2 separate regions of the Homo sapiens genome follow, and region 1 is linked to region 2. Evidence: read pairs that join two places in POLR2A ChIA-PET (ENCODE). Cell type or tissue: endothelial cell of umbilical vein. All regions are shown on one strand. Links, peaks and the distances in the headings refer to the core of each region. The heading gives the core; the rest is flanking DNA. Region 1 has its middle 34 kb from the start of RAB33B-AS1. Region 2 holds the start of LOC124900782 (a long non-coding RNA gene).

Region 1 (2,926 bases), core at 204-2,703, 370 kb before region 2:
GATTCAAGCAATTCTCCTGCCTCAGCCTCCCAAGTAGCTGGGATTACAGGCATGAGCCACCACACCCAGCTAATTTTTGTGTTTTAGTAGAGACAGGGTTTCACCATGTTGGCCAGGCTGGTCTCGAACTCCTCACCTCAGGTGATCTGCCTGGCTCGACCTCCCAAGGTGCTGGGATTACAGGCATGAGCCCCTGTGCCCAGGCTCCCACTCCTCTTAATCTGTGTTGACCCTTCCACTGTATTGTCATCAGTCAAATCCCCTAATCCTTAACACCTTTTCTAAACATTCCTTTCATTTTCTTACTCTAACCAAAACCTAACCATCTCCTAATAATATTGCTTTCCTTGCAATACTCTCAAATTGTGTCTGCTTTTAAAAATTACTCAACCCACTTACCAAAGGAGCCTAGAGATGAGGTAGGTGTCCTGCTTATTCCCCACTGCCAATTCCAGACCTTTTTTCTCCTTTGAAAATTCTAGTTCCCTTGACCATATCATCCATTCTCCTTTTTTTTTTTACAGTCGTCTACTGTCTTCCTGGTCTCTCACCCTCATTGCAGAAGAGCTTAGCATGCAGTGTCTTGTTTTCCTTTCCACTGCTACTGCTGTCATTATTCTTTTTTTTTTAGATGGAGTCTCGCTCCGTTGCCCAGGCTGGAGTGAGTGCAGTGTCGCGATCTTGGCTCACTGCAAGCTCCGCCTCCTGGGTTCAAGCAATTCTCCTGCCTCAGCCTCCCGAGTAGCTAAGACTACAGGTGCCTGCCACCACGCCAGGCTAATTTTTTGTATTTTTAGTGGAGACAGAGTTTCACCATTTTAGCCAGGGTGGTCTAGATCTCCTGACCTCGTGATCCGCCTGCCTCGGCCTCCTGAAGTGCTGGGATTACAGGCATGAGCCACCGTGACCGGCCAGCTGTCATTATTTTTAACATTAACAATTCATCTATTACCTTAGCTATGGATGGTGCTATGTAATTTGCCCTGCCTGCTCCTTCACCTTCACATCCTGCCACTCTCCCCTGTTAAGTCAGAAACTGTGAAGTGTCTTAGAGTTTGTCCTTCTTGCAAGCTAATAGGTTAGCTTGCCACAGTTTCATATACATATACTGCCAGAAGACACCAGACTGCTGGGCTGGTGCCATAAAAGATTTGCTACTGAAAGCACAAAGCATTTACAACACCTTGTGTCATTTCCCCATGCCCCATTTCCCGTAAGGCAACAGATGTTTCCTGTGCAGTGGGTTGCATCACAGGAGAAGAATCTTAAATTTAGAAGCCTCCAAGCTTTTATCAAAGCTGCTGGTGACCTACCCATTCCTCCCATTCAGGAGAGAAATTATTCATTATCTTGAAATGTAAGTGAATTTCCTCTGGGAAGAGGAAGAAGGCCCCTCTAGGTTTATCACCCTGGAATGTAACACACTCTGGGGTTTGGGAGGTGGATATTAATATCATTATGCGCTTTCTCACCTACAGAAGACTAGTCTGAACTTGTGGCAGGAACCTAGCCAGCTTGATTGCCTGCTAAAACAAAAATATCAACATTCTTAATAGGATTTAAATAAGATCCAGCATCTCAAAACAGAATATTCAAAATATCCATGATACGGTCCAAAATTACAAAGCAAACAAACAAAAAAAAAAACAACAAGAAAATCTCAATTCATATAGGGAAAAAAAAGGACAATGCTGAGATAACACAGATGATAAAATTGTCTGATGAAGGCTTTAAAGCAACTACTAATATTTGTTAGGAGTCTATTCTCCATTGGTCTCTTGCATTTCTACAGGTGTTCTAGGCAAAGGCATTAACAGCTTTTTCTCTGAACTATCTTTTTTAGCTGTTTGTATAGCAAACATCCTTGGAAGATAGAATGTCTTCCTTTGGGACCAAGGACAGATTTTTTTCCTTCCAGGATGAAAAAAAAAAGATAATGTCTCTCTCCAGGGCAAGGCTGGGCAGGTTTGCTGGCCCTTTATTGAAGACTGGTGTTTCCCACAGCATTCATAAATCCCACTACATATACAGGTATCACCAGGCCCTCACAGCATCACTGTGTGGGAACTGAGGCTCAGAAAACTGGGTTAAATGCTGATACTCTGCCTCCTGCTATTCGTGTGGGTAATAAACTGTCCTTTGTCTCTGACCCAGGAGTCTCGTGTCTTCTGTCACTATTCATGAAATTGTGGCAGCCTAACTTGTTAACTTGCAAGTAAGGTAAAATATCAGACCCTCCAAAGTTCTTGACTTTGTTATAACAATTCTCCTACAAGCAGTCACAAGCATTTTTGAAGCCAATAAGAAAAAAATAGAAAGTATCAGCAAATAAATAGAAGACATAAAGAAGAATCAAATGGATATTTTAGAACAGAAAAATACAATAGCCAACATTTAAAAAAAATTCACTGGATGGTTTCAATAGCAAGGTAAACATGACAGAGTCAATGAACTTGTAAATAGATCAATAAAAATTAACCAATCTGAACAGCAGAGAGAAAAAAGATTTGAAAAAACAATGAGTAGAATCTCAGAGACCTCTCGGATAATGACAAAAGGTGCTGAAAAATTTAGAATAATGGAAGAAAAGGTCTCAAATTTGGCAAAAGACAAATCTACAGATTTAAGAAGTTCAACAAACCCCAAACAGGTTTAACACATAAATTTATACCCAAACACATCACAATCAAAATGCTGAAAATGAAGACAAAGAAAAAAATCTTGGAAGTAGCTAGAGAAATTCAAAGTACTACCTACACACAAACAATCTGAATCACAGCAAATCTCTCAGCAGGATCCATGCAAACCACAGAAGTGGCACAATAATTTTTTTTTTTTTTTGAGACGGAGTCTTGCTCTGTCGCCCAGACTGGAGTGCAGTGGTGTGATCTAGGCTCACTGCAAGCTCTGCCTCCTGGGTTCATGC
Region 2 (2,926 bases), core at 279-2,778:
CATAGGTACTATTGTAACCATTTTTAAGGGTTCAATTCAGTGGCATTAGTATATTCACGATGTTGCGCAACATCACCGCTATCCATTTCAGGGAATTTTTCATCACTCCAAATAGAAACTGTATCCATTAACAATAACTTCCCATCACCTTTCCCCGCCTGCACCTGATAACCTCTATTCTACTTTGTCTTATGAATTTACCATTTCAGGTATCTTATATAGATGGAATTGTGTAATATTTGTTTTTTTGTGTGTGTCTGGCTTATTTCACTTAACATAATGTCTTCAAGGTTCATCCATGTTGTAGTACGTATCAGACATTCATTCTTTTTGAAGACTGAATAACATTCCATCGTATGTACATACCACATTTTGATTATCCACTCATCTATTGATGGACATTTGGATTGTTGCTACCTTTTGGCTATTGTGAATAATGCTGTACCTGAGTAACTTTATATTAAAATCACCTTAGCCAACCAGCTCTTGACTGAATTCCCACAGAAACATACAGAAACCTGAAAATTTTTATAGTGTCCTCTTTTTGTTCTGGGAGTTTTGCAGAAGAGATGATATCATTTAAAGAGACCAGATTAGCAACAAACAGAATTTTTGAATAGAAAACTAAACTGATATAAAATTAAGTTAGGCTTAAAGATAACTTAGATAGATATTTTGTTTAAATATCTTTTAAACTCTTAATATGTACTGAACTTTAAAAGTTTTATAATAATGGAAACTTACCCTTATATAAATCTTCAAAATATATGAGGTACATTCTCATCCATTATCCTTACATCATCTCATCCACCGCTGGGTATGGTGGCTTACGCCTGTAATCCCAGCACTTTGGGAGGCTGAGGCAGGTGGATCACTTGAGGTCAGGAGTTTGAGACCAGTCTGGACAACATGGCAAAAGCCCATCTCTACTAAAAATACAGAAATTAGCCAGGCATGGTGGCACGTGCCTGTAATCCCAGCTACTCTCGGGAGGCTGAAGTAGGGGAATTGCTTGAACTCAGGAGGTGGAGGTTGCAGTGAGTGAGCTGAGATCACGCCACTGCACTCCAGCCCAGGAGACAGAGTGAGACTCCATCTCAAAAAAAAAAAAAAAAAAAGGCACCCATTATCTAAATAAACTGTCACTGACTTATAAGGTTATAAATATATTTCCTCTAAAATATAATATAAAGAAGTTTCATAATACATGTAAGAATTCCCTTCAGTGCATTTATTTACCTTTTCAAGATAGTAGTCAAAGCAGCTTTACTCATAATACAGGGAAATGTCCCTCCTGAAAGTTAACCACTGAGCTATTTGGTCACAAAGCACATTATTCTAAAACCAGTATTATTCCAGAACCCTGAGCATATTTTACAGTATTTCCAGCCCATTGTATTCTAGCCAGTTGTTCTGTATCACATCCTTACCAACATAAGCTATTGTTTAGCAGCCAACTCCCCAGCATTGTTATTATAGATGAATGTGTTCCTTCCCAGAACAGCCCACTGCAGACAGGTGGACATGGTAATTACGGAGGCTCCATCTGTTAGTGGTGCTGGATATACTGGGATCTCTGTTTGAACTTAGATCCTTTGAGTATTTGGGCAGATGCATGTTGGAGGCTAGAGAAATATTAATGCAGACAGCGCTACATACATTTTTGTTGCATTGAACAAATCAATTTAACTCAATTAACATTTATTGAGTACTTGCTAAGACTCAGGCACTGTGTTGGATTCCAAGCATGCGATTCAGCTCATGGATATATGGAGAGAGCAGAATGAAAACATTTTTACTGTCACACAAAAGGTTTGAGACTCAAACTCATAGTAGATTAAATCTAAGAGATCTGAGAAGTCATCTACTCCACTTCCTCCTATAACAATGAGCAAACGATATCCTTTACAGATAGCATATTTAAAACAATATAGATGGTTTTGGAACAGAGATTTAAGCTGATGTCTTAATATCAACTTAGTTTAAAAATATTTAGGATAAAAATTTTGTTTGATATTAATTTATGATCCTCATAAGGATCTGAGTTACAAACATTCTATAATAATATATCTCACAATTAAACAAAGTGAATTAACCACCATGGCATAGCTATTCTGTTCTGGTCTGTATTTTCAGATATACAGCATTTAAAATGTTATATACTTGCTGCTTATAAGCTACCCAGACAGCAACAAAACAAATGGAATGTACAAAGTGTGGAACTAAGCCAAAAGCCCTTCTTTTTCTCTTTGTTACATGATTTTTCAAAGCTATTAATACTGTTAACATTGCACTGGATAGTAGAATTCTAGTTCTGGTAGAACTGGTTTTCTTTTCTTTCTTTCTTTTTTTTTTTTTTGAGACGGAGTCTTGCTCTGTCACCCAGGCTGGAGTGCAGTGGTGCAATCTCGGCTCACTGCAAGCTCCGCCTCCCGGGTTCACGCCATTCTCCTGCCTCAGCCTCCCAAGTAACTGGGACTATAGGCGCCCACCACCAGGCCAGGCTAATTTTTTTTGTATTTTTAGTAGAGACGGGGTTTCACCATGTTAGCCAGGATGGTCTTGATCTCCTGACCTTGTGATCCGCCCGCCTCGGCCTCCCAAAGTGCTGGGATTACAGGCGTGAGACACCGCGCCCGGCAGAACTGGTTTTCTTTAAGAATGCTGATGAGGATGGGTGGGCATTACCTCACTGGTAGAGCCATTCTTACTTATCCAAAGAAACGAAACACATTTATTCATAGTAGAGCTACCTACTGTGCTATGCTCTTGAGCCACACCTCCCTCCAGCCCCTCTACCTTAAATTTAGAGTTACAGGTTCATTGGAAAGAGCATCAACCCAACCTGCTTACATCAGAGACCTGAACACTCAGTGTGACTGTGCGAACTCCCCGTACAGGACATTTATTAATGCTAGTATGCACT

What was found. Peaks named below come from ENCODE experiments on the same cell type or tissue, not always from the same donor. Only the 100,000 strongest peaks of a DNase experiment are listed, where the experiment ranks them.
Region 1: POLR2A ChIA-PET joins it to region 2 with 5 read pairs; 1 of 35 experiments calls an interaction of 5 or more read pairs at or near these places.

Annotation. Positions count from the first base shown.
Region 1 is chr4:139,418,398-139,421,323 of GRCh38, forward strand. No RefSeq gene overlaps it. Among named protein-coding and RNA genes, the nearest start is that of RAB33B-AS1, 34 kb to the right of the region's middle. In endothelial cell of umbilical vein, for the core only: no CTCF peak of the experiment used is centred there; a DNase peak (open chromatin) is centred at 1,204; H3K27ac peaks cover 2,500 bases.
Region 2 is chr4:139,790,404-139,793,329 of GRCh38, forward strand. The region is part of intron 2 of MAML3 (mastermind like transcriptional coactivator 3); the gene reads right to left. It overlaps LOC124900782 (a long non-coding RNA gene), which reads right to left and starts at 886. Exons shown (of 2, transcript XR_007058277.1): 1 at 745-886. In endothelial cell of umbilical vein, for the core only: no CTCF peak of the experiment used is centred there; a DNase peak (open chromatin) is centred at 1,438; H3K27ac peaks cover 523 bases.